2 separate regions of the Homo sapiens genome follow, and region 1 is linked to region 2. Evidence: read pairs that join two places in POLR2A ChIA-PET (ENCODE). Cell type or tissue: Panc1. All regions are shown on one strand. Links, peaks and the distances in the headings refer to the core of each region. The heading gives the core; the rest is flanking DNA.

Evidence for each region. Peaks named below come from ENCODE experiments on the same cell type or tissue, not always from the same donor. Only the 100,000 strongest peaks of a DNase experiment are listed, where the experiment ranks them.
Region 1: POLR2A ChIA-PET joins it to region 2 with 12 read pairs; 2 of 35 experiments call an interaction of 5 or more read pairs at or near these places.

The regions. Positions count from the first base shown.
Region 1 is chr12:32,139,152-32,147,489 of GRCh38, reverse strand. The region is part of intron 1 of BICD1 (BICD cargo adaptor 1); the gene reads right to left. Among named protein-coding and RNA genes, the nearest start is that of BICD1-AS1, 36 kb to the right of the region's middle. RefSeq lists enhancers at 714-783, 7,495-7,544. In Panc1, for the core only: no CTCF peak of the experiment used is centred there; no DNase peak of the experiment used is centred there; H3K4me3 peaks cover 2,075 bases; H3K27ac peaks cover 2,194 bases.
Region 2 is chr12:31,881,374-31,889,711 of GRCh38, reverse strand. LINC02422 (long intergenic non-protein coding RNA 2422) reads left to right here and starts at 2,509. Exons shown (of 2, transcript NR_135029.1): 1 at 2,509-2,545. In Panc1, for the core only: no CTCF peak of the experiment used is centred there; no DNase peak of the experiment used is centred there.

The DNA.
Region 1 (8,338 bases), core at 299-8,298, 260 kb before region 2:
TCTTAGTAAATCGTAACTAACAAGAAGAAGGAAATATAATGGTCGATAATTAATCAAATATCCAAAATGACGGCTAAGGGAAAAAAATCCACCACCGCCACCTGAACGACCTTTCAGTGAAATGAGCGTTGTGGATTTTAGAATTCAGAATTCTCTGTTCTTGTTCCTGTGAGTCTCTCAATCTAGCTGCTTTCCAGTCCTAATATTACTTGGCCTGTCTGGCAACATTGGTCTCTCTTGTTCTTGAAAGCTTCCCACAGCCGGGCACAGTGGCTCATATATGTAATCCCAGCACTTTGGGAAGCTGAGGCAGGAGGATCACTTGAGTTCAAGATTAGCCTGGGCAACATAGGGAGGTCCCATGTCTACAAAAATTAAAACATTAGCTGGGCATGGTGGCTCACACCTATGGTCTTAGCTCCTCGGGAGGCTAAGGTGAGAGGATCACCTAAGCCTGGGGAGGTCGAGGCTGCAGTGAGCTATGATCATACCACTACATTCCAGCCTGGGTGACAGAGCAAGACTGTCTCAAAAAAGAAAAAGGAAGAAGAAGGAGGAGGAAGGAGGAAGAAGGAAGAAGAAGAGAAAGAAGAAGAAGAGGAGGAGGAGGAAGAAGAAGAGGAAGGAGAAGGAGGAGGAGAAGGAAGGAAGGAAGGGAGGGAGGGAGGGAGGGAGGGAGGAAAGGAGGAAGGGAGAAAGAGAAGCAGAAGGAGAAGAAGAAATAAGAAAGCTTCCACGCTGGTTTCCATGAGCCACTCGGTAATCCTCCTCATCACTGCTCTCTGGCCACACTTCGTGGGCTCTGTCACTGCGTGCCCTTCCTCTGTCTGCTCTGAGGCCTGGCACTCCCTAGGTCTCCATCTGTACCTCTTTTCCTTCTTCCTCTACTTAATCTCATTCACTCCTGTGACTTTAAGAACTACTTAAATACAATGATTTGAAACCAGACAAAATGCATAAGCACAGCATAACACACATTAATAGTCCCTTGTTGTTCATTTTCTTGCTTTTCATTAGTCATCCTGAGATTCAGAAGTATATTTCCACCTGCCTACCAGCACCTCCACTTGACCATAGTTCCCTTTAACTCTTTAACTTCATCTGCTCAAAACACTTTTTTAAAACATCTCAAATCTCTTCTCCCATGATCTCTATCTGAGCTCATGATATCACCATCCACCTGCTTCCCCAAGCCCAAGCTTTGGAAGCCACAGTGAATGTGAGGCACTATTGGCTAACATGTAACAGTGACCATGTGACAGTAATTGTTAACAGTGTGCAAGAGAAAACTGTAAGGCTGGCTGCTAAATATGCCTGATAAATAACTGTCAACTTAACGCTGGTAGTATGATTAGGAAGAAGAGTGAAAGGGAAGAATAATTGGGTTCTGAGAGAGCCTTTGTTCATATGTATATGTCATTTCTAATTATAAATATGGAAATTTGATTAATTCTGTTTTTCCCACTCAACTCTAAGTTCTATAAGAGCTGGACCCATCCCTGTTTTGCTCATCACTGCATGCCCAGCACCTAATATAGTGCCTCACATATAGTAGATGCTCAGTAAACACTTGGTTCCAATTCCCTATGACCAAAGCTGACAATTCAGACTGATAAAGACAAACATTATATGAATTATTTATGTACAAGAATTAGTGTATCTATAAATGTATTGTCATGATGTACAAATATACAGAAAATAGAAATCTGCTGTCTTCTGGCATTTTGTCCTTTTCCTTAAAATCCTGCATTTACAAAAATAATATTCACTCCAGCCTTAAAATAAACTGAAAGACTTCCTCTCCCTAACCCCTCATCTGATCATCAAATTCTATCAACTTGGTCCTCTAAAATTCAGCTCAAAAACTGCTATCTCTGTGTAAAGTTATTGGCTATGTTCCAAATGCATTCTGCATATTGTCATGTATAATAGTAACATATTGTAATTATTTTAGTGTCTCCTCCTTCCTTCCCTCTTCCAAGTCCAGGAGCTACTTAAAGATTTTCAGGATCTCTTGTGCAATAACTGGGCTGAACATAGTACCTGATAACTAATTGACAGTCAATACATCACAAGTCAAAAGAAAAAAGAAATAGGATTTGGGAACACAAACATAGGATTTTGACAGCCACAATGAATTCTTTCATTCTTCCTACTCTGCACCTGTCTGTGGCCTTTTCCTCTACCATGTTCTGTCACATCCACATCATTATCTCGTGTCACAGAGCCTTCCCTGTGACTTCTGTGATGTATGGCTATGGGCATGGAATGGATGTACTTAACATTATGGCTTTTTTATTCTTTCTTCCTATTTATTCTGTCCCTTATCAGAAGCAAAGACCACAACATGTAGAAGTCTAATACAAAGTGCTGAAATATGCAAAGATAATATATGCACAGGGGTGCTGATTAAAACATTGACAAAAATGAAAGAATGTTGCTTTCAAGACACTCAGGTCTCTTTCTATACCTAAGTATATTATTCAACCATCAGAAAAGAACCAACTCCTTCCTAGATAAGAGACAACAGCACTTGCCCCTACCCATACTAATGCCACGGCTATTTGTCCATCAAAGTAAATGAATGGCTTTGTATTTGAATAGAAAAGAGGGGCACTCTGAGCTCTGAGGTGACAGATAATGCACTGATCAGTCACTCTCCAGTGGGGGTATCAGAAAAGTGAGGAAGAGAAAGTGATTCTGAGTAGTTTGGATTAATATTTGAATCTCAATCTTTATGAAAGAAATAGGAGCTTAACTTGCTATATAAAAGGTTTCAGTAGATAATAGATTTTTTGACATTGTTATGCAAGTAGATAGAATATTAACCTGCCTGGATTAATGAAAGCAATTACTAAGTGCTGTTACTATAAGTGGAATAGTTTCACTGTATCACATGTCCTGGTGATTCTTCATTTAGCCCAGATGATGCCAGGGGCTATTTGACAAAATGTTTCGTATATCTAAGAAGACATATTTTGCTGGTTTAAACCATAATCTTTGACATTTGTACCCACTGTGGATTTATGCCTCTTGTACACTCATTACAATTTAAGCAGAAACATTTTTCATGAGCAGAAAAGGAAAAATCTTAGATTTCATTAGCGAAAAAGCCACTGTCCCTACTGTCCTATTGTGATATGCTAATATTCACCCTGGAAAGAATAATTTAAGAACTCAAGCCTCTATATATGCAATTCAACTACTGTAGATTCAAAGATGGTCACAATAATTTATATACTCAAAGTTATGAAGGGTTAAAGAACTAATTATGAAAGACAATTTTTGTCCTTCTTCCCTACATAGGGAAAAATTTCTTAAAGACACAAAAATACATAACAAAGAGAAAAATTAATAAATTCAATTACATTCACCAAATTGAGAATTTTATCAAAGGACACCACAAAAAGAGTAAACTGCAGAGATGAAGATATTTGCAACACATACAAAGAATAAAGGACTAGGGGCCAGAATATATATTATACAAAGAACTCCTATAGATCATTTTGAAAAGACAGGTAACATTTGAAATGGCTGAAGACTTAAACAGGCATTTCATAAATTAGGAAATCGAAATAAAAATATGAAAAATTGCTCAAGCTTATTAGTAACTAGGGATAATGCAAATTATAAGTACCATAGGATACCATTATACACCCATCAGTTGAGCCAAATGTTAAAATCTGACAATATCCAATGATGGTGAGAATAGAGAATTCTCATACACTGCTGGAAGGTAAATAAATTGGTATGATCGCTTTGGAAAATACAGGCAGGTTGAAGATTGGCAATTCTACACCACCGTGATCACGCTCATAGAAATTCGCAAACATGTTCACCAGGCTATATGTACAACAGGTGCAGAGCAGCACTATTCATAATAGCCCAAACAATGAAAGCAAGTCAAAACCCATCAACTAAAAAATGGATAAACTGTGGTACAATCATACAATGGGATACTATACCATAACAAAATGAAATAACTAGCACTGTGTACAACAACCTGGAGAATCTCACACACACACAAAAAAAAATGTTAAATGAAAGAAAAAGCATTAAATAATATATGCAATATTATTCCATTCATGTAAAGTTCAAAAAGCAGACAAAAACTAAATTATGTGTGATAAAACTATAAAAGAAAATTAAGTAAATTATTACAACAAGTTGTGGACAATGGTTGTCTGGGACAGAGAAAGCTACGATGGAGAAGGGCACAAATGGAGATTGTGCGGTGCTTATGATATTCTATTTCCTTCATCTGGGTGGTGGCTACATGAATAGCAGGTTTATATTATTTGTTAAACTGTATATTCATGTTTGTGCACTTTTTCTGTATATATGGTATATTTCCCACAGGATGTTTTTCAGAAAGGTTATATAGACATATGAGACTAGATGGTCTGGTAAAAGAATGACAGGTGATAGACAAAAGGCAAACAAAAAATATAATCAGGAGGTAATAAGTGCTATGAAGAAAAGAAAAGCAGGATAGGGGAATAGGTTGAGAAGAGAGAACTATTTAACGGCTTGTAGCACCAGGATCTCCATAGTTAAGCCTCATGGAGTGCCACTGTGAACACAGCAAAGGCAATGCAAATTGAATGCACAATGAAGTTTCAAATTGTGCTGCATGCAAGATTTCATAAAGTCCACAAGAGATGGCTCCAACAACATCAAAAGTCCCTGACAGATAAAGATCTGGCAGCATTAGACTGTCAACAATTGAAGAAAAGAAAATAAGAAAAGCTGTCTATATTTTGGGTGCTTCATGAGAGAATAATCTTAATGATGAAATTTTTTTAAGGCTTAGAAAACTAATGAAGCCCTCAAATATGGTGTGAGATCTCTTTATAAGAATGCTGCAAGAGTCAGATGTGAAGCGAAGGCTGTTGTAATATGCCTTTTTTATAGAAAAACAATCATGCTATAAATAACAATAAAGCATTTTTAATTTGAAAAATTAGTTGACTGCTATTTTTATCTAGATAGATAGACCAATAGATAGATAGATAGATAGATAGATAGATAGATAGGATAGATAGGTGGGGTTTTTTGTTTTTTTTTTTTTTTTTTTTTTTTTTAGACAGAGTCTCACTCTTTTGCCCAGGCTGGAAGTGTGGTGACACGATCTCAGCTCACTGCAACCTCTGCCTCCCAGGTTCAAGCGATTCTCCTGTCTCAGCCTCCCCAGTAGCTCAGAGTACAGGCGCCTGCCACCACACCTGGCTAATTTTTGTATTTTTAATAGAGACGGGGTTTCACCATGTTGGCCAGGCTGGTCTCGAACTCCTGACCTCTAGTGACCCGCCCACCTTGGCCTCCTAAAGTGCTGGGATTACAGGCCTGAGCCATCACGCCAGGCTGTCAATAAACTTTTATGTTGACATACTTCAATAGAGTTTCAGTCAATCCCTCTTTTCCCTCCCTAATTTTTCCTATTTGAAAAGAATCCGCTCTCTCCTGTTTTGTTCAGCAAAATGTAAAACATTGATAAGATTTATACCTTTTTGAAAAAAATAGACTATGGTTGAGCCCATACATTCGATGAACATTTGTTCGTCACCTACTATGTGCTAGGCTCTGGGGAGAAACAAAAACAAATGAAACAAGAATCACCAAGACTCAAGAAGCTTACAACGAACGGCGAATAAAAAGGCTAGAAAACCACTGGCTTCGGGAATCTGTGGTAAGTGCTATTCAAAATGGGTGTCCAGGCCAGGCGCGGTGGCTCACGCCTGTAATCCCAGCACTTTGGGAGGCTGAGGCGGATGGATCATTTAAGGTTAGGGGTTTGAGACCAGCCTGGCCAACATGGTGAAACCCCACCTCTACTAAAAATAGAAAAATTAGCTGGGCGTAGTGGCGGGCGCCTGTACTCCGAGCTACTCGGGAGGCTGAGGCAGGAGAATCGCTTGAACCCAGGAGGTGGAGGGTGCAGTGAGCCGAGATTGCACCACTGCACTCCAGCCTGGGCGACAGAGCAAGACTCCGCTCAAAAACAAAACAAAACAAAAAGTGTGTCCAAAGGAAGGGCCTCTAAATCAGATTTCTCATGGGGCATTAGAAATATAGAATTTTGTTTTTGCCATATTTTTCATACAATCTTAGCTTAATAACAAAAACACAAATTAGTCACAGGCAGTCATCAGGACAAAAAAAAATCAGAAATATAAATTCTGAATAAGCTATAAACTAGATAACAAGGCCTTGAATAATTCCATTTTCTTAACTTTAAGTTGATATCTAATAAGACAGGAGTGCAACATCGAAACGCTGTCTTGTTTGAATTATAAATCTTCACTTTAAAGCGGCAGATGGAGCGCCTTATGTTCACAGAAAGCAAGCCAAGGGCTCAGAAAAGGTAACCACTCCGCCAAAGGGAAAGACACAAAACAGAAAACATGGCTCTGAACTTATATGCCCTCGAAGGGTTAACAGATGCCTGAATTTGTGAGAATTTTACAGAATTAGAATGGAACTAGTACAAAGTCCTCCAATGTGTTTTCCTTTCTGGGTCATGCAAACACGTACGTTCTACGGAAGATTTCAAGTACAACAAAAAAATCCGGGTTTCCCATCACAGAACCTAAGTCGCCGCATTTCCTCTGGTGTATAACATGTTGTTGATGCAGTTATTGTCCTTTGTTTTTTTTTTAGCTCTGTTTCCTTAAATGCCAAAACTACACACACGAAGTATGTAATACGAACACTGTGACAATGAGGAGATGCAAGTAACATTTTATTCACCTGAAGAAACTAAACCCCAACATTTTGCTTTTTGTCTACAGACACAGTTCCTGTAAACACAGAATCAAATACGGTGCGCGTAGAAAATAAAAAGATCCTCCCACACTATGGCACTTCCTTCAATGGAGGCTACTCGGGAGGCTGAGGCAGCGAATTGCTTGAACCCGGGAGGCGGGGTTGCATTGAGCTGAGATTGCGCCACTGCACTCCAGCCTGGGCGACAGAGCGAGACTCCGTATCAAAAAACAAACAAAACAACAACAACAACAACAAACAAGATGTTGTATTCTTGACATTTAGGCATTTTCTAAAATATTACATTTTTTATAAAATTTCTCTGCCATGGAAAAAAAATCCACCTTTGCCAGAGCAAAGGAAGCCAGTGAAAGAAGTAATTCATTGGGAGTATAATTATAAGCATTTAGCATTGTTTTGAACATGAGAAAAAGGCAAGCTTTCATCTAACAGATTTTCATAATCTCAAGAAATAATTCATCTGCCATTTATTTTCAGGGAAATGTGGTGCTTCTTGGAAGAAGCCCAGAGGATCCTGCTGTTAAACCAAGACCCATGCAGGAAAAAAAAATTATCCACTCCACAATAACATGGCAGGTAACACAAAGGCAGTGGTACTTCTCCAGCCGGGAGAGGCCCCCTCAAAACAGGAACTCCTGCCGGCTGACTTAATTACAGCACAGCAAGGGAATCCACTACAAAGGCAGGAGCCACTGAACAGAGAGCTGCTGAGATCCGTCCTCGGTACACGGACAGATGGTTCTGCTGCTTCTCGGCTGGTATAAGACCTTATAGAAGACTCTGAAAACTGAAACACGCCAACAAGTTTTCTGTTACCAGTATTTTTTTTTTAACTCTGTGCCCAGGCCAGGAGCGGTGGCTCACGCCTGTAATCTCAGCGCTTTGGGAGGCCGAGGCGGGCGGATCGCGAGGTCAGGGGTTTGAGCATCCTGGCCAACATGGTGAAACCCCGTCTTTACTAAAAATACAAAAATCAGCTGGGCGTGGTGGCGCTTGTCTGTAGTCCCAGCTACTTGGGAGGCTAAGGCACGAGGAATCGCTCGAACCCAGGAAGAGGAGGTTGCAGTGAGCCGAGATTGCACCACTGCGCTCCAGCCTGGCGACAGAGCGAGACTCCGTCTCAAACAAACAAATAAACAAAAAAACCCTTTGTGCCCACCGTATGCTAGCGTAAAAGTAATCTGAATTTGAAAGTCAATCAGCAAGTATTTACTGAGCGACGTGTAAGGGATAAGGAAAAGGTCTAAAGCAGCTTATCTAGTTTAGGGACATGGATTAAACTCTGATTTAATTTTAGGGCTTTTGACTTTTTCATCATCACACACAGACACACACAAACACACACACACAAAATTAGAGGAGAGGCCATGAAAGCACTGCCTTGAAAATTCTCAGACAAATTTACAGAAACAGAGTGAGTCCATGTAAGAAACCTGACCTTATACACAGGGACGATGCACTGAAACCTGTTTCACAGCAAAGGGAACTGAAAGTTTCTAAAGCAGTCACCACAGCAGCCACGTGGCTTAGAACACAAAACAGACAGCCCCCT
Region 2 (8,338 bases), core at 238-8,237:
TCCTGGGTTCACGCCATTATCCTGCCTCAGCCTCCTGAGTAGCTGGGACTACAGGCGCCCACCACCATGCCCGGCTACTTTTGTTTTTGTATTTTTAGTAGAGACGGGGTTTCACCGTGTTAGCCAGGATGGTCTCGAACTCTTGACCTCGTGATCCACCCGTCTTGGCCTCCCAAAGTGCTGGGATTACAGGCGTGAGCCACCGCGCCCAGCCAATTTTTTGTATTTTTAATAGAGACGGGGTTTCACTGTGTTAGCCAGGAAGGTCTCGATCTCCTGACCTCGTGATCCGCCCGCCTCAGCCTCCCAAAGTGCTGGGATTACAGGCGTGAGCCACCGTGCCCGGCCTTTTTTAACCGTTTTTAAGTGTAACATTCGGTGGCATTACGTACACTCACCGTTGCACAACTGTCGCCACTGAATTTCCCCCAGATTGCAGAGTTACTTTGGGAACACTATTTTGGTGATCTGAGGATTTTCAGAGGCTTTCACTTGAATGTTCTTAATATAATAGCCCTCCCTCGCTTCATCAATCAAAGAACAGTTGCTAAATATACCTTTTCCCACCGTTCATTCTGAGACTAGAGAAGTAACCACTGAATGGCTCCATCACGCCATTGGACACACTGGGAAACTGACTCTGGTCAAGGTTCCATCTATCACCTGGGTTCTGTAAACTTCTACTCTGAGTGGTGGACTATGCTGGATTTGTTGTTGTTGCGTTTGTTTCATTTCATCTTACTTTATTTTGTGTCTCCATGGATTAGCATCAGTTCAGAGCCAAAATCAATTAGCCCCCCCCTCCACCAAAAAAAATATTTACCTGTCTCCAGTTTATAGTCACACTGGGAAATGGCCCTACTTATTTCTGGGGAATGTTTTACTGAAGATCCACAAAACACACCTGTGGTCACATTGCAGTGTGCTTTCGGGCTCCAAGTCTGAACTAGCTTAGTTTGAGAAACTGGCTAAGAGTGTGTGAATTCCCACTACAGTGACTTAAACTAGGTTTCTGCCCACTAGACCTAGAATCATTGCCTGGATATGTGAAGAAGTACTTTGGGCTGCCCTTGTATTTAATTCCTACAGTCTTATGACTGATTACACGATGTTACATATCCCGAAAGTTCATACCCTGTGATCGTACACACTTCATCCCTGTGGGTTACTCTGGTAATTGTACTCACCTTGTGTTATGCAATTTGTGTTCCCCCAAAATCCGTAAGTTGAAACCCTAACCGCCAATGGGATGGTATTAGGAAGTGGGGTCTTTGGGAAATAATTAGGTATAGATGAGCTCATGAGGGTGGAGCTCCTGCTATAGGATTAGTGTCCTTAGAGAAGAGAAAGAGAAGAGCTCTCACTCTCTTTGCCATGTGAGAAGACAGCCATCTGTGAACCAGGAGGCAAGCCTTTACTGCAAACCAGCCATGCTGGCACCCTAATCTCAGGACTTCCAGTCTCCAGAACTTGAGCAATAAATGTTCGTTGTTTAAGTACCCATCTATGGTATTCTGACTGACTAAACCCAAACTGACTAAGACACCTTGTCACTGCAAGCTAAGGATTGCAACTGGCCTCTACCACTCCTGGATCCTTTATTCCAGCTGAGATCAGGAAATTCAATTCCATGGCAACATCCTTTGCCACCATCTCCTGCTGGCAAAGAACAGCTGCAACACAGTTTTATAAGAATGCTCAAGTCTCCTTACTGTTGCATCTGTAATGCCTGGGTATAGGGGACGTCCTCCAGGCTCTTCCAGGGATGACTGTCTTTCAGAGTGGCAGGGCAGGCTGTTCATAACAGATTCATGCATCATTCTTGTTTCCCTGGGCCTTTAGACTCCTTCCTCTACTTGTATACAATGTTCATAACAGCATTATTCATAATAGTCAAAAAGTGGAAACAACCCAACATGTGTTCATTGGCACCATCCTAAGGCTTAGTGTTCATCTGCCCTTTATTTAAGATGAAGAGGTTTTCCTTGCACATCCATTTATTCGCCCTGTTACCGAAATGCCAGGGGTTCTGTCTAGGTACTGCTGCTTGATCACTGAGACAATGGGTATTGCCAGGGAAGAAGGCTTTAGTTGGGTGCTGCAGCTGAGGAGATGGGAGATGAGTTCTAGATCAGTCCCAAATCCATCTCCCTGACTGATTAAAATTAAGGGTTTGTATAACAGAAAAGAAATGTAACCATTTTTGGGAAAACAAGAATTAGGGAGGGGTAAAGGGGAGGAGTTGGTCAACAAGAAGCAGGTGGTTGCTTAGGCAATCATGATGGGTGAGGGGTCTGGCTCCTCATTGTCCAGATGCAGTGATCTGGTAAGTTTCAGTTCCTTGATAATATCTGGGAGGCCTGATGGTTGGCTTCATGAGGAAGGAACTCAGATTAAGACAAATGTAACTTTCTCAAGTTTTAAGACTGGGAGGGTCAGTTTTCTTTCAGTTTCTTTCTTTTATTCAAAAGAAACCACAAATACCAGTTCTATCAGACAGTTGGGCCATTTTCAACTCAAGGCATCTGAGTTCCTCCTCATCAAGGTAGGGTGACTTTAAATGTCTACAAAGGTGGGATGTGGATTGTCCTCAGATTCTGTGTTTGTTTATAGGGGTGTGTGAAAAATTTCCCCTATCATTCAGCCTTCATGATGGAAGATCTTTTTCTCCTTTCTTCTTCCTTTAAGTCTCTATTTCCTTTCACTTTCCCCTGCAATCAAGCTGCTTGTTCTTCTATCTCCTTCCTATTCCCAGCTGTGATTTTATCTAGTCTTTGTGAATTAAGAAACTGGTTTAAGAAACTGGTTTCTAAGCATGCATTTTAATCATTTCAAGTCACAGTCAAGTTAGCAATTCTTGAACTTTTTTTCTGCAACATTGTGGCCTGGGGAAGGCGGGAAAGGAGCTTTTGGGGGATCATTAAGAGAGCAAAGCACAAAGGTATACAGCAAATATAAGCAAATGTATACTTCAGGCCCTAACCATGCCACGTTATAACAGAAACACTTTTCTCCAGGACTCTTGTTGGCATCACCCCTTAGGATCCAGATATGCTGGAGAAGATACAAATCATTCTGACTTAAAGAATCTTCAAATCAGTAAATATTTTTTGAGGATCATTGCCATACCATGTACCATGCAAAATGCCAGGAATACAGCAGTTAAACACAAACACACATGGTTCCTGAATTTGTGGACCATGTTTTTATGAACCTCATAGTACCGGCTAGAATTGTGAAATCATTGTAGGCACCATCTCTACTGCAGAGAAGAAAACTTTTGCATATATTGGAGAACTGAGCCTCTAGTCATATTTCAATATTGTCTCCAAGTCCCTTTTAATTCAAGGCCTTCTTCATTACAATCCACATCCTGGAATAGAAACTTAGACTAGTTGATAGCGTACAAGAGTTGACAAGGCAGAGGAGATGCTCAGAGATAGAAAAGGAGGCTTGTCAGAGTTTCCAAGCTAACTACATTGTATATCTCAGATGAGAGAAAAAGGGTTTCTCTCGTTAATTAAGAAATTCCTTTGGAGATTAATGAGGACAGAATGCAGGATGTACAAGAGAATATTCTCAAACCAAACAGCTTTTAACCTGGGAGAATAAAGAGACCCAAAGGGCTAGTCTTTGTCTAGAGCAGAGAAAACACAGAAGAAAATTTAAAAATATTCCTCCATTCCAATATTTGTATAATCTTGAGGAAAAGGCCTTTTTAAGCAAAAGACAAAATCTTTAATCCAGAGGATATAGAAGAAGAAAAAGATTTATGTTTGGCTACATAAAAATTAAAAACAGCATAGTAAAACATGTGACTAAAATGTTAAAAAGCAAAGAGCATTCTGGGGAAAAATATTTGCAACACTTAAGATTGGCACATATATTTCTTACAAGTAATAAGTCCAACAACTTAATAGGAAAATTGGCATTCTACTGACACTCGTTTGAATTTGGGAAAAAAGTTTTTTTAAAAAGAAAATTGGCAAAAGATATAAACCTACTGTTAAAATAAAAATAAATATTAAATAGCATGCATTAAATACTAAACAAAATAAATATGGCATATAAACAAATGAGAAGATGTTCAACTGCATTCATAATTAAGGAAATGCAAATTAAAATAGCAGAAAACCATTTTAACTTAGATGGATAAATCTCCATGGTGCTGGGGAATTTGCTGGAAAATAGACATACTTGGAACTATAAATCTTTGTAGCTGCATTGGTGGGCAATTTGGCATTTTTTTTTTTTATACTTTAAGTTCTGGGATACATGTGCTGAACGTGCAGGTTTGTTACATAGGTATACATGTGCCATGGTGGTTTGCTGCACCCAACAACCCGTCATCTAGGTTTTAAGCCCCGCATGCATTAGGTATTTGTCCTAATGCTCTCCTTCCCCTTGCCCCCCACCCCCTGACAGGCTCCAGGGTGTGATGTTCCCCTCCCTGTGTTCTTGTGTTCTCATTGTTCAACTCCCACTTATGAGTGAGAATATGCGGTGTTTAGTTTTCCGTTCCTGTGTTAGTTCGCTGAGAATGATGGTTTCCAGCTTCATCCATGTCCCTGCAAAGGACATTGAACTCATTCTTTTTTATGGCTGCATAGTATTTCAAAATGTAAAACACAATATTCTTTACATCAGTCATTTCCTGTTTGCTTTCCAACCCATTCCCTACCCTTCTGCTCTGCTCTGTCCCACAGAGGCTGAGCCCTGCAAACTACAGTTCCTAAGCCCCTTTGCTAACTGGCTTTTATTTAGAATCAGCCAATGGAAAGTGCTGGCAGGAGACTGAAGGGTGAATAATTGAATGGGAGAGCCAGCATATTTCTTTCCCCTTTCTGCATCTGGGGGTCTTCCCAGCAGCGGCTGCATCTGTCTCATATATGACCCAGCTCCCACCAGGCAGGACAGCCCTTCCCACCCAGCTTCTAGCCTCTGGTCACACCGGCTCCTCAATTTGTCCCTCTAGCCCTTGGTGGTTTTATCTTGTTGCTGATCTTTTTTTTTTTTTTTTGAGTGGGGGACACTGTTTCATTCTTGTTGCCCAGGCTGGAGTGTAATGGCGCCATCTTGGCTCACCACAACCACCACCTACTGGGTTCAAACGATTCTCCTGCCTCAGCCTCCTGAGTAGTTGGGATTACAGGCCTGTGCCACCACACTCGGCTAATTTTGTATTTTGGGTTTTTTTTTTGTTTTTTTTTTGTGAGACGGAGTCTCGCTCTGTCACCCAGACTGGAGTGCAGTGGCGTGATCTCGGCTTACTGCAAGCTCCGACTCCCAGGTTCACACCATTCTCCTGCCTCAGCCTCCCAAGTAGCTGGGACTACAGGCGCCCGCCACCACGCCCGGCTAATTTTTGTGTATTGTTTTTAGTAGAGATGGGGTTTCACTGTGTTAGCCAGGACGGTCTCGATCTCCTGATCTCATGATCCGCCCACCTCGGCCTCCCAAAATGCTGGGATTGCAGGCGTGAGCCACTGCGCCCGGCCTAATTTTATTTTTTGTACAGATGAGGTCTCACTTTGCTGCCTAGGCTGGCCTCGAACTTCTAGCCACAAGTGATCCTCCCGTTTCAGCTTCCCAAAGTGTGGGGATTATAGGTGTGAGCCACCTCACCTGGTCCAACCATTTTATTTATAATAATTTTTCCTTCATTCTTAGCTGTGTGAGCGTCTGCAGGCAAATACCTCAGCACAAGGATACTCAGTGAAGCATTGCTTTTAAGGGAAAATGCACAGAAACAATCTAGGTATTTATTGATTGGTGATTCATACAATGGAATACTATACAGCAAATTAAAGGAACGAGGTAGATTTATATACGTGGAAAGATAGGCAAGATATTGTTAAGTGAGAAAAGCAAGATGCCAAACAGCATGTACAGTATGAGTTAAAAAAAAAAAAATACACATAGGCCGGGCGTGGTGGCTCACGCCTGTAATCCCAGCACTTTGGGAGGCTGAGGTGGGCAGATCTTGAGGTAAGGAGGTGAGGAGATTTGAGACCATCCGGGCTAACATGGTGAAACCCTGTCTCTACTAAAAATACAAAAAATTAGCTGGGCATGGTGGCATGAGCCTGTAGTCCCAGCTACTCGGGAGGCCGAGGCAGGAGAATCGCTTCAACCCAGGAGGCAGAGGTTGCAGGGAGCTGAGATTGCGCCACTGTACTACAGCCTGGGTGACAGAGCGAGACGCCATCTCAAATTAAAAAACAACAACAAACAAAACAAAACAGCACAGCCAGGCGCAGTGGCTCACATCTCTAATCCCAGCACTTTGGGAGGCCAAGGTGAGCAGATGACTTGATGCCAGCATGTCCAGAATTGGTTCCTTCTGGTGGGTTCTTGGTCTCACTGAGTTCAAGAATGAAGCTGCAGACCTTCGTGGTGAGTGTTACAGCTCTTAAAGATGGTGTGTCAGGAGTTTGTTCCTTCAGATATGTCCAGAGTTTCTACCTTCCAGTGAGTTCATGGTCTTGCTGACTTCAAGAATGAAGCTGCCAACCTTCATGGTGTTACAGCTCTTAAAGGTGGTGCAGACCCAAAGAGTCAGCAGCAGCAAGATTTATTGTAAAGAGCAAAAGAAAAAAGCTTCCACAGCATGGAAGGTGACCTGAGTGGGTTGCCACTGCTGGCTGGGGGGGTGGCCAGCTTTTATTCCCTTATTTGGCCCCACCCACATCCTGCTGATTGGTCCATTTTACAGAGCACTGATTGGTCCATTTTACCGAGTGCTGATTGGTGCGTTTACAATCCTTTAGCTAGACACAGAGCGCTGATTGGTACATTTTTACAGAGTGCTGATTGGTGCATTTACAATCCGTTAGCTAGACACAGAGTACTGATTGGTATGTTTTTACAGAGTGCTGATTGGTGCATTTACAATCCTTTAGCTAGACACAGAGCGCTGATTGGTGCGTTTACAATCCCCTAGCTAGACAGAAAAGTTCTCCAAGGCCCCACTCAACCCAGGAAGTCCAGCTGGCTTCAGCTCTCACCAGGAGTTCAAGACCAGCCTGGGCAACAGGTCAAGACCTGGCTCTACAAAATTTAAAAAATTAGCAAGGCATGGTGGTGCATGTTTGTGGTCTTAGCTGCTTAGGAGGCTGAGAGAGGAGGATCGCTTGAGTCTGGGAGGTCGAGGTTGCAGTGTGCTGTGTTCATGCCACTGTACTCCAGCTGGGGCAACAGAGTGAGACCCTATCTCAAAAAATAAATAAATAAAATAAAAATTTTAAAGACATACATGCATACATGTGTGCTTTAAAAAATAGTGTCTAAAAAACACTCTGGAGCTAGACAGCCTGGGATTACATCTCAGTTTCACTACTTGATAACTTGTTGGGCAATTTACTTGAGTTCTCTGTTTTTGTATCTATCCCTGGTTCCTTATCTGTAAAATGGTGTTATGATAATAATCCTCATAAGGTTTTTTTGACTATTACATGAGTATAATTCAGGAGTTAGCAAACTAATAGCCATAGGCCAAATCTGGCTGTTGCTTGTTTGCTTTTTTTTGAGATGGGGTCTCGCTCTGTCACCAGGCTGGAGTGCAGTGGCCCAATGTCAGCTCACTGTAACCTCCGCCTCCTGGGTTCAAGTGATTTTCCTGTCTCAGCCTCCCAAGTAGCTGGGACTTCAGGCACGCACCACCATGCCCAGTTAATTTTTGTATTTTTAGTAGAGATGGGATTTCACCATGTTGGCCAGGATGGTCTCGATCTCCTGACCTCGTGATCTGCCTGCCTTGGCCTCCCAAAGTGCTAGGATTACTGGCGTGAGCCACTGCGCCTGGCGCTATAGCTTGTTTTTTTAAATAAAGTTTTATTGGAACATAGCTGCATCCGTTAGTTTACATACTCCCTATAGCTGCTTTCTTACTACAACAAAGTGTTGATTAGTTGCAACGGAGACCAAGTGCTCTACAAAGCCTAAAATATTTGCTATGTAACTTTAACATAAAAAATTTGCTTTCTGCTGAATTAATGCATATAAAGTGTTTAGGAGAGTACTTGACACGTAGTAAATGTTCAATGTTTATGGTGGTTATTGTATAAACATGGAAAATTTCTGCAAGGATTCCTGCTTGGGAGTCTGGGACACCATTCTTTGACACCATTTGACTTTTTCTTTTTGTCTTATACCTTTTTATGTTTGATTCTCCATAAATTATTTCTTTAGTTAAAAAACCAATTAGCAGGCCGGGCACGGTGGTGCATGCCTGTAATCCCAGAACTTTGGGAGGCCGAGGTGGGTGGATCACCTAAGGTCAGAGGTTCAAGACCAGCCTGGCCAACACGGTGAAACCCGGCCTCTACTAAAAATATAA